2 separate regions of the Homo sapiens genome follow, and region 2 is linked to region 1. The links are chromatin loops, found by intact Hi-C in ENCODE. Cell type or tissue: endothelial cell of umbilical vein. All regions are shown on one strand. Links, peaks and the distances in the headings refer to the core of each region. The heading gives the core; the rest is flanking DNA.

Region 1 (11,118 bases), core at 1,487-9,486:
AAAGCATAATCCATAAAATATGAATGTTGATAAATTGGACTTCATCACAATCAAAAACTTTTGTACTTCAAAAGACCCCACTAAGTCAACAAAAAGACAAGTCGCAGGCTAGAAGAAAGTACTTGCAAATCATGTATCTAACAAAGGACCTGAATTTAGAACATATAAAGAACTCTTATAACTCGATATACAAGAAAACAAACAACACAATTTAAAAATGGACTAAACAAATATTTCACCAAGAAGATATAGGATTGTTTAACAAGCATATGAAAAGATGTTGGATGTCATTGCTCACTAGAGAAATGCAAAGTAAAACCACAATGAGTTACTACTCGATACACTAGGGTGACTAAAATAGAAAAGATGGACAATAAAGAGTGTTGGAGAGAATATGAAGCAATTGGAAAATTGCTGATGGGGATGGAAAATGGTACAGCTACTTTGGAAAATAGTTTGGTAGTTTCTGAAAAAAATAAACATAAACTCACCATACAAACCAGTAATTCCACTCTGAAGTGTCTATCCAAGAGAAATAAAATCAAGTATCTATACAAAGACTTGTAGGCAAATGTTCATTGCATGATTATTCATAAAAGCCAAACTTTATGCTAACTGAAAGGAGCCAGATGTACACATGAATACATATTGTATCTCATTTATATGAAATCTATAGAGACAGAAATTAGATTAGTGGTTTCCTGGGGCTGAGGGTGGAGTAGAGATTCACTGCAAATGGGCATGAGGCAATTCTTTGAGGCAATGAAAAAGTTGTAAAACTGGGTGGTAGTGATGGTTGCATAATTCTGCAAAAATAATACAATTGAAAACTTGAAACAGACAAATTTTATGGTGTGGAAATTAATCTCAGTTAGACAATTTCCTTAATTCAACATTGCTAAGTGCTTATCTTTAGCTTTATTGATTGGCGTTTGAACCTATGAGCCCACCTTAATTTGCTAGGCATTTACTCATTTCTGGGCAAACTAGCATCAGAGGAGAGGGTCAAAACACAGTACATTATCACCTGGTGCTATTTACCCCTGCATGAAAACTGAGCAACTTATACTCCATACAGACTTTTAAAAGTGTATGTTGATTTCCTTTAGCAGTGTACCAAATTTTGACAATGTTAGTCAATGTCTTCAAACTCTAATATCAAATAAACAAATACATTTGAAATGCTAACTCTTAAACTTTACCAGACTGGTCTTCTTGCCACTAAGAGGGCATTAACCTACTCTGGTTTCATGCTGATAGAAGGTCAAGAATGTTTGCCATCTGCCCTAACTCCGTTCAAACATCATGTGGCCTGCCTTAGAGCTGTACTATTTTAGTAACAAGAATTATCCACCTGGGAAAGAGGCCAGAGTAGCTGAAGAAACCAAACCAGAAGCTAACAGACAGAATCCCCTTGTTTGGCTTTAAGTACTTGTAATGAAATTAAACTTTCTTGTCAGACTATTTACACAAATGCCAGTTCCACACAGGTTATAACTGGACTCTGTGCTGCACAGCTTAGGCAGTTTACTCATCACCTACCAAATATGCTCTGCCATGTTAAGGTAAGAAGTTATATAACCCTTTTCTTGGCAAACATTTTAAGCAACAACAAAATAGCCATGAGCAACAGAGGAAATTAGGCTGTGATTCATTAAACAACTCCAACTTAAATGCTATGGTTTGCATGGGCTCGAGTCCTCACAAATATGAATTCCCCCTAAGTCTTGAGAGGTCATTTGTGCATTTGGAAATGGAAAGAAATCTGATAATAGATGTCTCCAAAAGTGCACCCAGTCAGCTGGCTCTTCCATTTTCCTTTGTTTTCATGATGGGCCAACCTGATTCCAGTTGGCATGCTCTGCCAGGTATAGTCATTTCTAAGGGGCCTGGAGTCACTCTATCTCCTTTAGGATATCTGAGTGTCTCTAGTATAAAACAAGATATATTGATTTGGAAGGCTAATTTATAATCAGTATGCTGAACAAGAACAATTCTTAGGATGTAATCATCAAGCAATTTTGTCTTCTGCCCCCATTGACTCTAAATTAACTCTTCAGACTAGTTCTTCTCCAGCTCCTGGAAGAAGTCTCAAACAATCTCATGCTATTTCTGGTCACTCTCTGGGAATAAAATATAACAAGTTTTGATCTCAATTCAGTAAGCAAAAATATTTGGCTTTATATAATCATTGAAACTCTAAACTCGGTTTAAGGCTAAAACACTTTCTCCCTCCCATTTGCAAGTTACCAGCAGACAGAGGAAGCGACTTAGCTTCTCACAGTCTGCTTTTGCTATCTTTATAAAATAACATAGACTGGGGGGCTTAAACAACAGAAATATATTTCTCACAATTCTAGAGGCTGGGAGTCCAAGATCAAGATGCTGGCCAATTTGGATCCCGGTAAGGGCTCTCTTCCTGGCTTACAGATGGCCACCTTCTTTCTGTGTCCTCATATGGTAGAGACAGCAAGCAAGCTCTCTGCTGTCTTTTAAGTACACTAATCCTATTAGATAAGGGCTTATGATATCATTTAACCTTAATTATTTCCATAAAAGCCTTACCTTTTAGAGATAACTCATTAGGAGTTGAGGCTTCAACATATAAATTCGGGGGGACACAATTAAGTGCATAACACTCATTTCCCTCACCTTTCATCTCCTCCTTCATTCTCTCTTGCACCCATAGTATCTGACCTTTGAAGTATGGGGAAAGAGGAGATTAAAGAAGGCAGGACCATTGATACTGTCTGGAGCTGGTGTGAGCCTTCAGCATCCTCCCCAGGCCTGGCAGGCAATAAACCCAATTCCTTTTCTTAGGGGAAATGTTTGGAAATGCTGTACTCTCTTCCTGTTCCATGCCACACCTCTTTCCTCACTCCTAAGAATTTCATGGCTGACCTCCAGCCTCTTCCTGGTGAAGCCCCTTCTCCTCTTCAGACAACCCACATGGACAGACATGAATCAACTCCACATCAGCTCTCTTTGGAATGTGGGCCATCAAGTACATCAGAAACCTTCATGCTTCCTTTTACTTTCTTCCTCTTGAATCTGAAGCTCTAGAAGAACAGGCCAATCATGATGCAGTGCCAAATTGCTTTGCTCCTGTAGTCAGAGTGTCTCTCATTTTCACACTCCCCAGGCAGGAGTCAGAATACATCCCACCCTAATGCCCAAACTGCAGAGGACACACTTCTAGCTTTCTGAGTAGTGTCCCTGAAGCTCTTCTTTTTTGACCTGAGGGAAGGAGAGACTCATTCCACTAAAATCATCCCCCCAGTTCTCTCTTCTGTAACAGATGTGACGAATTGGTCCTCAGCACCAATTCCAACCTATTTTCTTGGGTGCTTTCCTTCATTGCAAAATTGAAAACAATTATTTTCAGATTATTTTGAATTTAGGATTCTAAATGCAAATAACGTTCTGCCAATTGAAGGTACTTGAGGCCAGGCATGGTGGCTCATGCCTGTAATCCCAGCACTTTGGGAGGCCGAGCGGGTGCATCACCTGAGGTCAGGAGTTCAAGATCAGCCTGGCCAACATGATGAAACTTCGTTCCTACTAAAAATACAAAAAATTAGCCGGACGTGGTGGCGGGCGCCTATAAGCCTAGCTACTCGGTAGGCTGAGGCAGGAGAATTGCTTGAACCCGGGAGGCAGAGGTTGCAGTGAGCCAGGATAGAACCACTGCACTCCAGCTTGGGCAACAAGAGTGAAACTCTGTCTCGAGGAAAAAAAAAAAAAAAAGGGTACTTGAACAAGATTTGAAAGGCAGACAGGGTTGGAGTTGGGGAAGTGGGTGGTCTTCCCACTGCATGCAACCCAGGGGAGAAGAGAGTATTTTTCCGCATCTATGATCCAGGGTCCAGCTTTTGTTCTACCTTCAAGTAGCAGCCCCGCTTCCTTTTAACTTCTCCCCACCTCAAACATCTCAGTCACCTAAACAAAATGGATTTCCACTCCCAAATCCTAGTAAGCCACAGATTTCAGGACCTTGAGAGAAAAAATACAGTTAAATGGAAGTCTTGAGTTTTCTTTTCCTTTACTGTGTTCAAACCAAATTACGCCATTTTGTATAATTATTTCATTACCTAGAGAACAGGCCCAAATTATGCCTCACAGACTATAGGTTTTGTAGACTGATTTTACCAAGTTATTTATTTCAAATCTGTTATAGTTGCTGCCAAGGAATTTTGATGTCATACGAAGTATACTGTGGAGAGGTTTTATACTTATGTCAATAAGTGAAGCCATTTCTCTGACGCTTTTTATTAATGGAGTTTCTATGAACTTGTTCCGTTTATAGCTGGCTATGGTGATGCATAAGCTATTAAAGCAGCAAGTCACACTAGCACGCTCACACACACACACGCACACACATCATCTTCATTCACTACATCCTCCCAAGGTAACCTGGGAGGGTTACCTATATCTTCCCAATATACCTTTAATAATACACACCTCCCACACAGACCCAATACTCCAGCCAATTTTAAGACAGTTGTACATAGACAGACCTGTTGCCCACATGGCAGCCTCTGCCAATCACGAAGAACAGGAGTTTGCTTGGCAGGAGAATCAGTCACCATCTCCGAGTTCCTATGCTTATGGCTGGTATGAGTGTTCTCTTCTGCTCAGATGTGAGGATTCAATGAAAAGTGCCTGTCAAATCTATGCATTTATGTGGAAATGAGACATTGTTCTGTAATGTCAGTGTGTGTTTTGAGGACGACATTGCCTGTAAGACACTCAATTCTCATTATTTTAAGAAAGCAGTGATCTAACTAGGAGATATTTTTATGTATGCATCTTTAGATTTACACCACCTTTCTTCCTGAGGCCCACGACCACCAGCCTTATAGAAGCCACCGTCATCTCTCACTGGACTACCGCTTTGTTTCCTAACTGGTCTTCCTGCTTCCATGTGAACCCCATTACAATGTTCTCCACATCAAATATTGAACAGTCACTTAAAAATGCAAATCAGTTCCAGTCCCGACCTGGTTTATGAACCCCTCAGTGGCTTTCCACTGCACTTTAAATAAAATAGAACTTGGCGCTGGGTGTTGTCCTCCCTGTACCCCAGCCAGCCCGGCTGAGCCACGCTTCTGAGACTGCGCCAAGTTCATCCTACGCAGCCTCTGCCTTGCTCTCCTCTGCCTGAGGCATCGCCTCTCCAGGTCCTCCCTAAACTGACTCCTTCTCTTTCTTCAATTCAGTCTCCTCAGCGGGGCCTCCCCTGACCAACTACCAAAGCTAACTTCTCCTTATTCTCCTTACAGCTTCCTATTCACTTTTCTTTTAACACATATTATCTATCTATAATTATGTGTTTATTGTCTACCTCCCCTACTTGACTGAAAATTACATATGGGTGTGGACCATTGCCACTTGTATCCCAAACACCTTGTTCAAGCATCCACTGATACCCCGAGAGGTCTGGGAGCCCAGGTTCCCAACTCCTACCATACCATCGGTGTGTTATCACCTGCAAAATTTTCTTTAACATTCTTGTTAACATCATCAACATAATTTTACTGAACAATTTGCCAATACCCTAAAATTTGTTAACTTTTCCAATAAAAATCTAATAAGAAAAGCTTTTAAGTCAGCAACAAGGAAGCCAGGATGTAGAAAACAGCCAGCTTTGACAGAAGAGTGTGGCTTAGGTGAGCATTTCATCAGTTTGAAGGTGCTATAGCCGATTTTTGTGGTAAGCTGAAGATCAGAGTGCAGTTCCACAGGACAGGATGCAAAAGCATGACTCTGCTGTCTCAACTCAGATGTTTTTACAATGACCTCATCATTTTATTTGAAACAATGAGAATTCCAGGATCATTGGAACATCCGTACTCAAAAATCATAAAGAAAATATGTTAACCTTTTCTTCAACTCTTCATGTCAATGTCTCCTTCCATTCGTATACATAACCAGTATGATTTATTGTAACACATAAATAAACTATTAAAATAACCAGTTTAAATTTTCTTAGTTTTTAACAATAAAATTATTTATACATTAGTGAAGATTTAGTCAAAGTCACAGCTAAAAATTATTGTGATTTTATGGAGACATATTTGAAATATAGAAAATTAGACATGAAGCTATTAAAAGACATATTTTACAATGGCTACATAGTTACACAGCTTTGGGGGAAAAACCAGATATGTTTATCACCAATAAAAAAAACAGAAGGCTAATTAAGACAAGAGCCTATTGTGAATCTCATTTAACTAATCAATTGAATTGACACGTTTATTGAGCTTCTACTATGACCTTAGGAAGTGTAAGACATGGTTCCAGCTCACAAGAAGCTTAAGTTCAGGGGGGAAAAGGGAGCACAGCGGCTATTATATTGTACATTTATTACATTAGTAAGTGTCTTCTTACATTTATGAGGTGCTTACCAGTTCCAAGTTCTCTGCTAAGACTTTTTGCATGCACTATTTCATTTTATTCTCACAACAGCATCATGGACTTTAACTACATAGCAATTTAACTTTTAAGACAACTAAGGCTCAGAGCAATTCATTGGCTGTCTACTGACATACAGCTAGTGAGTGGCTGAGTTAGAATTCCACCCAGATCTGCCTGATTCAAAGGTTCAGAGCTCTTTCTACCATCAAAAATGTGCTGTGGTGAGGCTTTCCCCAGGTAGGAATGCAAAAATAAGACCAGATAATAAAATGAAAATGTGAACTTCATGAGGGCTAGACCATGTTCATTTTGTTTCTCATTTTATTTCCCAAACCCAGGACAGTACCTGCACTGATTAGTATTTTTTGAATGAATGGCATCTGACAATTAAGCTTTGAAAGCAACAGATTTTAACTCAGAGCAGAGAGGCACTGAGGGGAGCTGAAAAAGACAACTCCCAGTTATATAAAATCTGGGAGAGCTGACTGAACATATTGTCATATTAGAATAAAGATTTAAAGCAGTCTTCAGAGAGGCTGGTTAGCCTTGAAAACATAGAAAAGGAGAGTGAAACTATAGAGGTGAAAGCTGATCTTTTTACATCCAGTTTATTTTTCCCAAATTTACCAAGGAGAGAAGCTACTGCGTCTTCCTGGGGGCTGAAAGAGAAGAATTGAGTGAAAGGGGAAGAGGAAGAAAGGCCAGGCCATTATAGCAACTGATCTTCACCCACAAAGAGGGAAGCAGCAGGCAGGAAAGAAGCACCCCCATGTAAACTAGGCAATAAAGCCCCATGAGTGTGACAGGACTATCTGAGAGTTGGGACACCCAGGAGATCAACCAAGGAGAACTCAAGGCAATGGGTTGGAATGTTATAGGACTTTAGTTGGAGAGATGCATGAACAGAATAGCACAGACTAGAACATAGAAAAATGAAACCGTGTGTGTGTGTGTGTGTGTGTGTGTGAGAGAGAGAGAGAGAGAGAGAGACAGGGAGAGACACAGAGAGAGAGAGAGAGATCTGTTAGGGTGACCTAAGCATTGACACTGTGGAGCCAATTTCCCTTGGTTTGTACTTCTAATAAATTGTCTCACCCTACCCCCACCACTGCCCACCCCCTCACCAGTAATTGTATATTTTTCATCATACATGAAAAGAATCAGCATTCTGGTTTGTATATATCAGTCTCTGTGGCCTTGGTTAACATACATAATCCCCAAGCAGAGAGACCCTTCATCTGTATATAGGACAAATAAAGTCCTATGTCTGGATGGCTGACACAATACCTTGAACCCTTGTGAATTCCTACAGGATAAATGCCACTTGGAATGGCCTCCTGACAGCCAACCAGTGCTCTCCTGTGCTACAGTATACCCCCCTGTACTACAGTGGGGCCAATGTTTCCTTCTGAACTGACATTATCAAAGAGTACATAACCGCAAGAAAATACATTTCAGTCCTAAGAAGAGATCATCAACTGCACAAATACAACACAGAGGTTATGGTACAGTGTATGATGGGGAGTGGGGAGGGAGGAAAGAGAGGAGAAGAACTGATATGCATTCGATTTCTAGCTTGTTTTTAAGAAGTCTTACATACTTACCTTACACAGACAATAACCAGAGAACTAGAGGCTTGGTAAGCGTAAGTCAATTGACCAGAAGTCACTCAACTAGTAACTCTCAGGGATTTCAAACCCAACTAGTAACTCTCAGAGATTTTTAAACTCTCAGGTATCCAAATGCAGGCCTGTCTAGTTCAAGGGTAATAATAACAACGAGTACATAATTAGTATAAAAATAAATGGAAAAGACCCTTGTAGTAAGACTTATAAATTAGAATGCACAGTTACCTAAGAGACACTGCTCTCTCTCTAGTTCTTTTTAAAATATTCAATAGAAGACCAGGTGCAGTGGCTCACACCTGTAATCCCAGCACTTTGGGAGGCCGAGGCAGGTGGATCATCTGAGGTCAGGAGTTCAAAACCAAACTGACCAACATGGTGAAACCCGGTCTCTACTAAAAATACAAAAATTAGCCAGGCAAGGTGGCACGCGCCTGTAATCCCAGCTCCTTGGGAGGCTGAGGTAAGAGAATCACTTGAACCTGGGAGACGGAAGTTGCAGTGAGCCAAGATTGCGCCACTGCACTCCAGTCTGGGCCACAGAGTGAGACTCCATCTCAAAAAAATAAATAAATAAAAAATAGAAGAATACTCAATAGAAGTATGCTGTTTGGACTTCATTTTTGTGAAGGCAAAGAAAAATAAGTGAAACGAGAAACTATATAAAAACAAACTGTGGCATCTAATTCCTCCCCCTGCCCCTGTTCCATCCACGGAGTGTGTTTGCGCAACCGGTATATAGAAATGTTCGGAGAAGTGATGGAAACTTTATAGTAATTTATATGAATTGGTTTTTCACTTGTGGATTTTATAAGCAGATTAAATTCCACATTCAAATCGCTGCACTGCAACTTATTAAATATTCACTTTTCAAAATAAGTTGATGCATTATTTACAGCAGAGCAGATTCAATATTTAAATTGTTTTCTCAAAGAGTTCCTGACTAGAGCATGTAACCAGCACCTTCCTCCCGGACCAGGCGATGAGATGAAATGAGTCTTATTTGGTGCAAATCCTAAGAACAAAGGCCTAACCTGAACTGGAAAGCCAGCTTTGGTTAATGCCAAATTCCAGGCTGCATCCACTTCTGGACCTCTGACTTGCCTTCTTCTTGGCCTCACACAGCATCTTGTCCCTCATCAGCGTTTCTCTCACTAAAGGCATCTGGCTTCTTGGGGTGGAATCATCTGGGATGAGTTTTCAAAATGCATTGGCATTGAAAACAATGGTTTTTAAACCTCAGGGTTGAGAATCACTGCTCTAACCAAGGTAGTGCCTAGTAAGAAAGCCTTCTTAAGCCTTATCCTAGACTCAGAGTTCAGACTTTGTCTTGTGAGCTCTGGGAGACACCAAAAGGGTTAAAGCAGAGAAAGGACATGTTCACATTTTGCACTTTAAGAGTAGTGTAGCTGCAATGTGGAGAATAGAACACTCGGGAAAAGGAGACCAGGTGAGGCAGTGGTCTAGGCGAGAGAGGACGTGGACCCAAGGTAGAGCAGTGGCCATGGAAGGATTTGAGAGGCACTTAGGAAAGATAATCGATGGAGCCCAGAGCCTCATTGCATGGAGGGTGGGGAGGTCAGCAGGTGACAGAGAGGAAGAAAATAAAGAAGAACTTGCTGTGTTTAGGGTGGAATGTGCTAACATGAACGCTACTTGTTATTGCGAGACTCAGATTATAACCTCAATATTCTGATACCTAAGGTTTTACAAATATACTCTGTTTTCCTAAAATCAATTAAGTGGTTGAGTTTTGATTTATTTTATAGTTAACAAAAGGACATTCTTTGAAGTTCTTTTTGGTATGGGGTGCTAAATAATATAGAGTAAATTAAAACAATGTATCTAGGATCCTAGTAAAGTTATTTCTCTTTAGCTTCTCTGAGAAGCTGGGCAATGAACCAAAGCCTGGGCTTTCATTCCGTAGCACTGAAAATACTCAAGTCTCCTAACCTCAAATTTGGAAGTAAGCTCTGTCTTTTTAAATCACTGGCAAGTCACCTCCTCCTTTTCCTCTCTATCTCACTCCCTCTATCCTAGATTTTTCAGGCTTTATTTGGAGATTGTGAGTCCACAGATGGGTGCTGTCTAACTGGAACTGGAGAAATTTACAGACGACAGAATGTAGCAATAGTTGTAGGACAAGAGGCAAAAATCTGATCTTCTGATCTCTTTATTTTTCAGTTGTTGTCTGTATAGTTGCAGTGTTCTTTTTTCCTAATCATAAAATAATTACAATGTATTATTATTAGGAATTCAAACAATTCAGGAAAGTATGATACAGAAAGTGAAAATACCCTGACACCTCAACCTCAGGAACATCCATGTTAACAGTTTGGTGTATACCCTTCCAGATTCCTGCAGTAACATAGGATTAAGGTGAGGAATTAGGCAGGCACCGAGCAGGAGGTCAGGGCTCCAGGCAGATGGAGAGCACGTGTTCTTAAGAGAATGCATGACACATCAGGGAAGCTGGAGGTTCCCTATGGCGCTGGTATCCGAAGTGTGAGGTGGGCGTGGCGAGATGCAAGGAATGGAGGTTGGCAAGGACCCTTTAGAATGTGTGTGCACACGTGTACACCTTTTAAGAATATCAGATCATACTATGCATTGTCTTCTAAAACTTGTTTTTCTACATGGAAATCTTCCCACATCAGTGCATTTAGGTATAATTCACCCTTTAAAAAAGGGATATATAGTACTCTATTATTTGGATGGACAAAGTTTTTTTAACTAACCCACTACCAATGTGAGTAACTTCTAGTTTTTGCTATTAAGAGCAAATCAACATTATTAAGTAAATGCCCACAGAAGAATATCTCAAGGCTGAACTTCCAGGATTGATATTGCTAGGTCAATGGCTATGCCTATTTAAAATTTTATATTACCTACTGTATATAGGATTGGCTAATTCCTTACACCCTTACCAGCACTGGATGCCATTTATTTATTTGTTGTCACTCTTATGGGCAAAAAACAAAAGGTCATTTTAAATGTTATTTTAATGACCATTGCAGTTGAACACCTTTTCATATCTTTCTTGCCTACAGGTATTTATTCTGTGAATTACTAGTCC
Region 2 (11,118 bases), core at 1,913-9,912, 120 kb before region 1:
ACTGGCAGCACAAGGAAAGAGGGAAAAGCCTTTTCTGTGAATTTCACAGGCAGGGTTGCAACGCGGTGTGAGCATGGAGCAGCTTGGCACAAGGCAGCCTTGAGAGTCCCCTGGCTGGCTGCGGGGATGATGTCAGATCCCGACTGGATGCTGCCCCATTCAGTCAAAGCCGTGCAGCCTGAAATGGCACATGTCCCCATCCAGGCTGTCTGGGCGGGTCAGCTGGCCTGGAGACAACAACACAGCCTCAACGTGACAGTCCCCACATTCTGCAGACTTAAAAGGGAAATCCTTTGGATTCTGCCTGGACTCCTGGGGCTCAGCCCTGGCCTTGCCTTGAGGGTGCAAAGAGGAGTAAAAATATGGGAAGGCCTGTGTGCAGCTGCAATGGATTCTTCAAGTGATCAGAGGCGGTTTCCTGCCTGTGAGGAGTTGGTACCATGAGCGTCTTGTTCCTTGGGTCCCTCCTTTCCTCTGCTGCTGATGCCCCGCACACCTTGCCCCCTCCCTATTGCTTCTCCTCACCCCACCTCACTCCCAAGGACGTCTGCTTTTTTATTGTGAATTTCAGCTGCCTGCTTGTTTCACCTCCGGTTACTCAAAGGTTTGCCCCAGTGTTTCTCCCCCTTTAAAAGACTCCATTCCTAGGCCTTCCTGCTCCATTCCCTCATGCCCTTCCCTGGCTTTCTCAGATTTTCATTTTCATTTCCCTTCCCATTTCTACAAAGGCAGGATGTAGAGGAAGGCCAGCAGAGGGCAAAGAGCCCGAGAGCCGGGATCAGGAGACAGGAACGTGTTGGCGTGTGGCTCTAAGCGAACCAAAGAGACTGTCTCTGGTCATCCGTGTTCCCCACTGTTGGTGAGGCTGGGTCACCCAGGCCAGAACTCAGTGCCATGGGTTGTGCCAGTGTTGGTGCTGTGGCGGATGCAAGGAATGGGACTCTGCTCTGGCTTGTGCACACCTACCGAGTAACAAAATCTTCATGTCTCTCTCTGATACATGCACACATATTCAGATAACTAGATAGACAGGGAGATAGATAGATATATGGATAGATTAGATAGATAGATGATAGATAGATAGATAGATAGATAGATGATAGATAGACAGATAGATGATAGAAAAATATCTGTCAGAATAAAAACATAATCCTATAGGCCAATAAGGACTCAATCAAAATCTTACAGGGTCACTGAATCAGAATCATTCTTCCCCTGAACTCACTTTCATGACTCTTTGCAATCAGGTGTATCTGTCCACCCCATTTTTTTCACAGTTGGGTGAAATGAGGAAGTAGTGTAAGGCTGGTTTTTCTTTTGCTGCCACAAAGGTCTACATAACTGCTGGTTCCTGTTCACAGTGAAAATGGTCCTAACCAGATGAATAAGGGACACAAGAGACATAACACAAATCAGAGAAGTTAAAACCAAGCTTATTCCTAAGTGCAACTAGCCTAAGCAAGCTCATGCCTGCCTGCTGAAGCCCCAAGTCTTCTACCTTGATAAAGGTTACTCCCTCCATTTTAACTGCTCCTGCCTCCCCTATCTTTTTTCGAACACCATGGCTGATTTATCTAAACCCTATGCTGCTTCACAGTATTTTGAAAACAAATTAGAAATCTCCTTCCAGTTTTCCAGAGGTGATTAAATCCAAGACGCCTTAGGAATGTAGAGGATAGAATAATATAAACAACAGATCTGAGATAACCATGGCCGGCAGCAGTTGTGGTTAGTTGCTTCTTTTCCTTTTTCATCCATCAGTGATGGAAGCTGGATTGGGTCCACTGTATAAAGTTCGGTGGGCATAAATCTGCTATTTGATCCTGGAAAAACTCTAAGGATCTAGAGTCAGCGAGGAATTGCAGCAATGCTGGTGTTTCAAAGGGCCTAAGAAAAGCCAGGAGTCCTGGCTGCCCAGCCCCGACACTGTCTTACAGGCTGCAGGTTTACCTTGGTTAGCACAACAGGCCAAGCTCTCCCTTGCTCTAAGTCGACATGACATGATTTGTTCCCTTTCGGCTGTGTCAGTTCTGCAAACCAGATACCAGAGGCTGCAGGCTCAGGAGAGCCTGCCTGTCTGGAACACCGTTTGTTTGGACAGGACAGGCCACTAAGGCGTTTCATCTCTTTAAAGCTCCCAGGGCAGAGAACATATTTGAGGAATTCCTTTTTTCAAAGATTTTTTTTTTTTGCCCCTTCCAACATTTTGTTTAAGAGAAAATGAGATGTCTATCTTCTGTTTCCTTATTTTTTTTCAGGAAAGCAAAGGGTTGTTGACTTCCTCCCTCTCCCCTCCCTTCCTTCCTTCTTCCCGAAGGTACTCATCTGAGAAAAAGAGAACGAAGTATTGTTCCTGTTCTCTTTCTTAAGTCATTCGAAACACTGTCCCTGCGAGTTCTTTAAGTTCCCTGCAATCTGTACACAAGAGAAAGAGGGAGAGAGAGAGGGAGAGAGACAGAGAGAGCAGGGATCAGGTAAAGGAGTGGGGCTGCTGCAGCCATTCAGACCTCAGGAGCTGGTAAGTTACCCATGCAATCATTTCTGCTTCCTTTTCAAGGTTCCTGGGTGGATACTGCTGTGGGCATCTTCAACAGAAAATACCTTACTGGGAGTAGTCCTTAACCAAAGGGTATAAGTGATAGATGGCCCAGAATTTCAGCTAATACTTTTTTTTGGTAAGAGAATACTGATGCTTTGCAGAACTAAGGCTGGCAAAACTAGAAATAGAATTACATTGGGACTAAAGAGGACACTGCGTTAAATCTGAATTTTGGCACAGATCATGTGGCTGGGAGAACCAGGAGCCACTGGCGTGTGAGATGTGTCCCACTGGAGAATTTGCTCTTCCTCAGTACTGTGTCCTGGGAGCCTTATCAGGGTGTCTGTTAAGGACTGTGGTTTGCTCTGGGGTTTTTGTTAATACGTTACCTGGATTGAGGTGCCCTTCTCCTGTTCTTTTCTTTCCATTCAGCATCCCCCTAAAGGAGGATTGTTAATTGTTATATGATGGTTATTCTGCATCACTGAAGTAGAAGGGAAAGAGAGAAGGGAATGTCACTTGGAAATAGTTCTGCATGTGGGGAGCTTATGTGTTCAGGTTCCCCATGCGGGTTGAGTGTAAATTTATTATTCACTGTCAGTGGAAGATGTCATCTGCCACATGATAGAAGGCAAAGGTTTTGGGGCATATAGCTTTAGTTTTGGAAAACAATATGCAGCTAGAATGGGAGGATTAAGATGGATCATTTATGTCAGTAGGAGGGAAAAACTAAGTTACAGACGCAATTGAAAAGCATTCACCCAGTGCCTGGTTTTCCAAGCACCAAATAGGGCGTAGCAAGCTAGTCAAGCTAACATACACAACTAGTTTTTAAAAGTCTAACTTGCTTCAATTAGATTAGTCATAAAGGATAATGTTACCAGCACCTATCATCGCAAGCCATGAGGGAGCCGAAATCATGTTGTCAAAAATAGGTCAGCAAGGTCACTCCGAGAGACTCGTTATGTTTCCCAATATTAATACTTTAATTCAGAGAGATGCCGAATGGGTAAAAGCCAATGGCCAAGCATACTTTTTAAAAATATTCACTGCTATGAAATTTACTGATTGAAATCACCTGGGATGTGAAGAATAAGATAAAAATAGCTGGACTCTCATTTTAAAAATTAATTTGGCTAGACTATGCTTTAACCACATTCAAGTAATTAATCTTTATTCAAAATTGAACCATCATCTTACTAAGGATGAGAAAACATGACAGAACTAGACTGTGATGTAGCTTTTGTTCCATTAGTCAGACCTCTTTTTTCTTCTCCTTTTTTCAAGGATTTTCTTTAGGAGCATCATAAAACGAGCAATGTAAAGAGACGTGAATAGCGTTTGCCAGCTTGCGGATGCAAAATTATTCTAATAACAATTGAAAGTGTTTTACTGCTACCCTACCACCTCCCCTAACTACTCCATTTCCATAGATCTTCAGATCAAGAGGTAGCTGGAATAGATTGTCGAGGGCATTATTGCATCATTTATCAGCAACTGTGGCCCCAGAAGAAAACGCAGGTCTGCGATCTTGACTTGCTCCTTTCAGTTTCATTTCTCTTGATAATGTATTGAATTTTGTGCTCAACTAAAACAACATCACAGAACACATTCTAGTTTTGTTTACTGAGTAAAAGCATCAGATGCAACACAATAGGAAACAAATGACAGCAGAGTCATTTGTTAAAGACAAGGAAGGCAATTAAATTAAAGACAAGGAAAGCACAAGGTGGGTAGGCCAGTGGCTCAGAAAACAGCCCCACTGCTAGCATGACTATGGCTTGAGATTAAGAAGCTGAGGATATGCAGTTTTCTTTTAAAGAAAAAAGTGTATTCAATATTTCCATTTAAGTTGTTAAGTCATTGCTGTGAAAATATTTCTTGGATACTGGGGGAAATGAATTTTAGCTACCCGAAGAATAAAAGCCATCGACTAGTTTCATCGAAGTCACTACCACTCAATCTATCTTTACTCACTCACCGCCAAAGAGTGAGTTGGCATTTGTGGAAACTTCCAGTGTGTGATTATTTGGGGGTCATCAGAGGCTCTTTTGTGATATCATTGGGGGAATTCCAGTTTGAAGTGATCCAGAATTTGAGACACACAGTATTTTATTCGTTAATTTCTGCCAAAACTGTACACATAACTAAATTACAATTTCTTATACACATTTTAAATTATGTTAGGATGTGTGTCCTGTAGATCTGTGTGCTGGGATGTGAGTCAAATTAGAGTGAGTAGAGCACAGTCTCTGTTGTTGTACTACTTTTGGTTTGAATTTCAGCTTCGTTGCCTACTGTTTATGGGCCTCGGGGCAGGTACTTAACTGCTCTAAATCTCAGTGTCCCCAAATGTAAAATTGCGTCAACATAATGGAGTTGTGAGAATTAAATACAACTATCGGCATAAAACACTTAACATAATGTTTGGCAAGTAGTAGGAGTCAATCAGTGTCAGTTATATATTTTTTAAGGGTCATATATTAACACTGAAGAGTACTGTATTTTGTTAATACAGAGAACAGAATGAGTCTCCTATAATTTGTGTCATTATTCTTGCTTAATACTATACCAAGGATCTATCAGAGCAGATATTATTCCTCACAGCTTTAGAGTTGGGCACACACTGAGTGAAGATATTCTAAATTCTAAATTCTTATAAAATAAAAGAGTGTAGAGTTTAATGTATTGATATTCATCTTCACGAATGGCAGAAATGGCAGATTTAGCTTCACTGAATGCAGCTGTATTCAACACAGCTCAATGCAGGGGAAAGTTTGTCTCGGGATAAAAGTTTTCAACTTAGATGAACGTGCAAAGAGAGTTCAGTTATATTGTGGACATTTTATTCTCCCTTTCACCCACTTCCCCAACTGCTTGAGCTCTGTGTTATTGGTGACCTTTTCCCTGGTTGTGGAGGGCTGGAGACACTTTTTTTGGAGACCATCGTGGTTGTACCATGACTCAGCTAAAGAGGAAAGGACTTAAAGTGACACATTCTCCTCCTGCCCAGGGCTGAGCACACTTGGGGTTCTCTCTCCTCAAACATTGTAACAGTGAGCCACTCACCTTCACACAGAGAAACAGAACACTATATATCACCATGGGTGTGCGTGTGTGTGTGCATGCACGCGTGTGTGCGCGCGCATGTGTGTGTGCGTGCGTGTGTGCGTGCGTGTGTGCATGTGTGTGTGTGGTGCCTGATTGATCCAACTGCTATTTTTCTTTCACTCTAAACTTTAAAACCTGTATGACCGTTAGTTTGTCAAGTAATAATGATACTTTTACTTAGGTCTTAGTTAAATTTCTCTCCACTTTCCAAAAGCAAAACACACAACAGCAAGAATAACAAAAAATCTACCACCAATAACCAAAGCCATTCAGGTCCTTTTGTTAGACTGAGAGCTTGTGAAACAACAGAGACATGTTTGGACACTTAACCTTAGGGACAAATCGAAGCTGAGTTGTTCTGCACTAACGTGCAAAAGGTGCCCTCTCATGTGGCTTGGTGGAGTAGAAAAAGACCAGATTGGGAGTCAGAACACTGCTGTTCTCATCCAATCTCTGCATTTCCTATATGCATGACTTGACAGGTTGCTTTACTTGCTTGGATCTCAATTTTCTCATCTGTGAAATGACAAAATGGGATAAATAAGTAATTTTCGAGGTGTGCGTGTGTGTGTGTGTGTGTGTGTGTGTATTAGAATTCACCTACGGGCTTGTTTATAGTCTCCTCCTGCCCTGTCCACTTCATGGGATGATCTGTGAGACCCTTTTGCTGACATGCTGTGATTCTCCAAAACAGATGGTCAGTGTCTTGCTCCGTCTTCTTCTGGATGGCATTAACATTAACTGTAAATGCTCGTTTTAAGAGCCATGCTTTTAAATGGAATTCCTATTCAGCACTGGATGTTCTCTCTAGAAGATAGTTCTGAGTATATCAAATGTTATTTTAGAAGCTATTAGTATTATGGAATAAGGAATGTCCTAGCCGGTTGAGCAATCTGATGATAATGATCAGTGTTCTAGAACCATATGTAAATCACAAGATCAATTACTTAGATCTGTAAACATTATAAATCAATATAAATAGCACTTTTTTTTTGAGACAGAGTCAGGCTCTGTCACCCAGGCTAGAGTACAGTGGCACAATCTTGGCTCACTGCAACCTCCGCCTCCCAGGTTCAAGTGATTCTCCTGTCTCAGCCTCCCGAGTAGCTGCGATCACAGCTGCCCGCCACCACGCCTGGCTAATTTTTTGTATTTTTAGTAGAGATGGGGATTCACCATGTTGGTCACACTGGTCTCGAACTCCTGACCTCAAGTGATCCACCTGCCTTGGCCTCCCAAAATGCTGGGATTACAGGCATGAGCTACTGCGCCCGGTGGAATAGCACTTTTTGATTTATCCATTTCTATATTATTTGCATCTTAGAGTGAGCATGTATTTGTTAATCAAGAAAAACACAGATACTAAGCTTTTTCTATTCCCTTTAAAAAATATTAGTAGATTCTATCTCATAAGGTTTTGTTTCTTATTTTTTTACAACGTGTGCTGTGATGAGCCTATTTTACAAGTTAGATCCTTGTCCCTAATTTAATGGTGATGTAGAAAGGCAAAAAGATTGATAATGGTGTTTGAAAAATCAGCATTCACAGGTCATATTGTATGCTTCAATTATAAGGAAAATATAAACCTTATAGAAAAAGTTGTTCTAAATTTCCTGATTGAGTTTTTACCTAAATCACTCATTTTTTTCTTATATGTTTATATGGATAATGAAATAAAGCAGCAATGGACACAGATCTCCCTCTGACAGGAACATAGAGACAGCAAATAATTTTAATGTGCACCCTCAGAAACAACTAGCCTAATGAAGGCTGTTCTTTTAGACTATTCAAAAACCAAATACATTTACATAAAACAATGGTATTTACATAAAAGAATAAGAACATGTCTTCATCCAGCGTTATGTGTAATACATAAGTTCACAAGAAAGGAAGCAGCATGAGGACAGGGACTTTGTTTTGTCCACTGCTGTCTGCCCAGGGCCTACAATAGCACAGAGCCTGTCATAGATGCACAATAAATATTTGTTAAATAGATGAGTTAATGAATCAGTGGGCTGTAGAATGAAAGATGCTATCTTTATACAATGCCAAATGAAGCCATTAATTTGAAAAAAAAAAGTTAGTCAAACTTTTCTGGAGTCTAGACAATGCCAAACTGCCAGCTTGATGGATTTATCCCTCACCTGAATTGACTGGAACTATATGGGCTTGTTCTGCTGTTGTGTGCATGGGGCTGCTACATGTGTATTAAAATGTCGTCTTGGCAAGCACCCCCACCCATTTGTTCATGGGAAATTAACATTTATCAGATAGATACACAGAAAAGACTGTTGTTGCATTTTATTTTCCATTTATTTTCTGGGCAGATGATGGGTTTGCAAATTGTTTTTGGCGAGACAGAGAACGGTCATTTGTTTTTCCTTGACTAAAAGAGCTGTGAGCCAGGATCCAGCCTTGTAGGAAGTGTTCAGCTCTCTGGTTTGTTATAGGCAAAGGCTGTGAATCCAAGCTAAAGGAATGCCACTTGGGCTGAATTGACAAAACACCATGGGGTAAATTCAGGGAGAGAAATGTGATACCCTTGTTGAGCACAATACCCTTTCCTTTCTTTAATTCAAGCCAATTGAAGAAGGCCAAAACCACTGGATCGAGTCAGTTTTATACTTATTTGGCAAATTTAAAGTGGCAAATCTAAACACCTAGTAACAAAAGTTGGGATTTTGGATGATGCTTTTTACATTTAACAACATTGGGGTTCTAGGTGTCTGTTAATTGGAGTAGAAACTGAAAAGGCACTCTCTATTAACATTGATAGAATCTCTCTTTAGTGTCAAGTACCAGGGCACACAAAGAGAATACTGGGCAATTCTCCTATATTCCTTTGATAGATTATGGCCCCACTCTGACCTCATTCTTTGATGGCCACTGATACTAAATGGGAGAGTGATTTACCAACAACGGCACTGCCACCACCAGCGCCAACAATTATGGAGGAGTCATTACTAGGTTTGGGGCCTCCTCAGAACTTTAGATACTTCATTTCACTTACCCCATTCTCAAGTACGTGCCTTATTCTCCTCATCTTAGAGCTGAAGAAAGGCAACCACCTTGTTTAACAGATAAACTACAGAAAGTACGTGATTTGCTCAAGGTCAGTAAATTAATGTTGCTTGTTTTCAGTTTCCTTATAAGGAAAAAGTGTCATCTGTAGCTAATAATTTCTTTAAAACAAATATGTATCCTTTAAGGTAGTAGCCTTCAAATGGGGTCCAAAGACCAACACCATGGCACCACCTAGGAGCTTGTTAGAAATGCAGAATAAATCCCAGCTCCACTGCAGATCAACTGAATCAGAATCAGCATTTTAACAAGATCTCCAAGTGACCAGTTGCACATTCAAGTCTGAGCAGCACTGCCTTATGGTTTTGGACTGTTGCACACAGATTGATCAGGGAATGTAGGACTCTATTCCAAGGAGTTACAAAGCCATTTGTTAACTTTGACCTTGTCCAAGACAACATACCTCCCTATTAAATAGTGGCATTACTGGACAAGTCTCCAATCTATTCAGCTCTGAGCAACAGTAGGCATGATTTCTGTGATCTCTCCCATGAAGTTAACTCCATATCATGGGATCCTAGCACTCTCAGAAAGGGCGAGGGTATTATTTTCAGGTGCTTTCTGAGCACCAATCATCAGAGTTACCTGGGGCAGATTTCTAGGCCTTTCCCCAGATCTAACAAAGCTGAAGAGGGGACCAAGGCTCTGCTTATTATTCAAGCTGCTGGCTCAGGGTAAGGAAGCCCCCAGGGAGGGTAGTGATGAGTATTTCAGGCAGATTACCCTAAAAAATAGTTTAGCTTTTTTCAGTAGCTTGAAAAAAACATTTAAAACCATAGTGCACACATTAGGGCACCGCAGAGTTCTTCCAGGAAGAAAACGTACTCTGCCGCTTTCTTCCTTTGAATGCTTGAGAATAAGGATGAGAAATCTTGCTGTCTGCCCTGTGTCTTCCTCAGGGAGAAAGGGAGGACCCGCTTCTCCAGCATCACAGCCAAAGAGGAGACGCCAGTCCACACGCCTCCCTCTTCCCAGTGAGAAAACTCTGTGGAAAGAATCCTTAGAGTTTCCTTTGCACTGGGGACTCACCGTTCTCTCTTGGAACAGAAATCAAGAGGAGACTATTGTTGGAGGGGTGGGGGAAGGAAGCAGCGCCGGAAGAGAGCGAGGGAGAGGACCGGAATCGCCTCTGGTTTGCTGAAGCCTGGACAAAATGGGGCCTCTGCCTGGATGGAGCCCATGGCATCTCTCCCGTGACTGAGGCCCTCTGGCCACCTTCCATGGAAAGTGCAGGGAGATGAGGAATTTCAGGTTTTCAGCGCTGTTTAATGGAACGCCTACCTCCATAGTGTCCACCACTTGTTTCTTGCTGTTTTTCTAGTTCAGGCATTTTCTTTCCCACGACACGGTGGAATTTCCTCCTCTCACCCCTACTTCCAGAGAACTTTTTCAGTTGTTTTTTTCTTTTTTAAGTACAAAGAAGGGTCTTCTAGCATTATCCTAAAAAATCTATATATTGAACATTTTTAGGGTACCAAAGAGTTCTATGCTTAATCTATAAAGGCGGGGTTGGTGACAGAGCGAGACTCCGTCTCAAAAAAAAAAAAAAAAAAAAAAAGGCAGGATTCCTGAAGTGCTAGAATTTGAATTCTTAGGGTGAGGAATATGTGAAAAGTTCTGAAAGGTTGCTGGCAGGCATATCCAGAATCTCACCTCCTACCTGGCTTTTCAGAGATCTGGGCAAGGAGGGACTATTCCCAGCATCGTCTTTCTTGATATTCAGGAAACAATCAGTGATGCAGCAGGCAAGCAGGCGTTTCCTCCAACATGGTCTGCAGCCCTCCTAGCACCCAGTGATTTCATGGCACAATCACCTGTCTCTGGCTGGGGAGAAGTCTCCAGGGGCAGAGAGTTCTTCTGGTGGCAGCCTGGGCCTCAGATCTAAATGGGGATGTTTGTGAAGGAATAGAGACACCAGTTTTGTGGGTAACAAAGTTCTGCTCAAAACTGCATCATTTTGCAGAAGGCAGTCCCATTCCATGTGTCTTCACATCCTCCATATGTTCAGACACATCCCACTATTTAGAATGACTGACATTGACTCTTTTCCCCCTTGAGTCTCCTAGGAGAGAAATTTCAGCATCACATCTTTAATACATGCAGTTGGGAAGGACATTTAATGGTGAGAAAATCCCATTTCAGAAGGATTAGGACATAAAATGCCAAATGTATTTGCTCTTCAAGCAATATGGATATTTTGGGAGGAGCAGTGGTTTGCTGAAGTGCTATCGCTAGGTACATGGTACATGTACCTTACACTTGTGTATACATACACACACTGCCTACCCAAAATCACTGGTTGTTATAAAAGATTATGAGCCAATGGGTTAGCCCCAAATTGTTTGACTCAAGAATGTAGTATCTGATGTTCAATCTCTTAAACTTCC

What was found. A loop is a pair of places that touch in the nucleus more often than their neighbours do. Peaks named below come from ENCODE experiments on the same cell type or tissue, not always from the same donor. Only the 100,000 strongest peaks of a DNase experiment are listed, where the experiment ranks them.
Region 2: a loop joins it to region 1, with 2.4 times the contacts of the local background. A loop is called at or near these places in 16 of 110 quality-filtered maps.

What each region holds. Positions count from the first base shown.
Region 1 is chr5:72,382,860-72,393,977 of GRCh38, reverse strand. No RefSeq gene overlaps it. Among named protein-coding and RNA genes, the nearest start is that of PTCD2, 68 kb to the right of the region's middle. In endothelial cell of umbilical vein, for the core only: no CTCF peak of the experiment used is centred there; a DNase peak (open chromatin) is centred at 5,797; H3K27ac peaks cover 2,514 bases.
Region 2 is chr5:72,498,651-72,509,768 of GRCh38, reverse strand. It overlaps ZNF366 (zinc finger protein 366), which reads left to right and starts at 2,359. Exons shown (of 5, transcript NM_152625.3): 1 at 2,359-2,518. In endothelial cell of umbilical vein, for the core only: no CTCF peak of the experiment used is centred there; DNase peaks (open chromatin) are centred at 5,438 and 9,908; H3K27ac peaks cover 389 bases.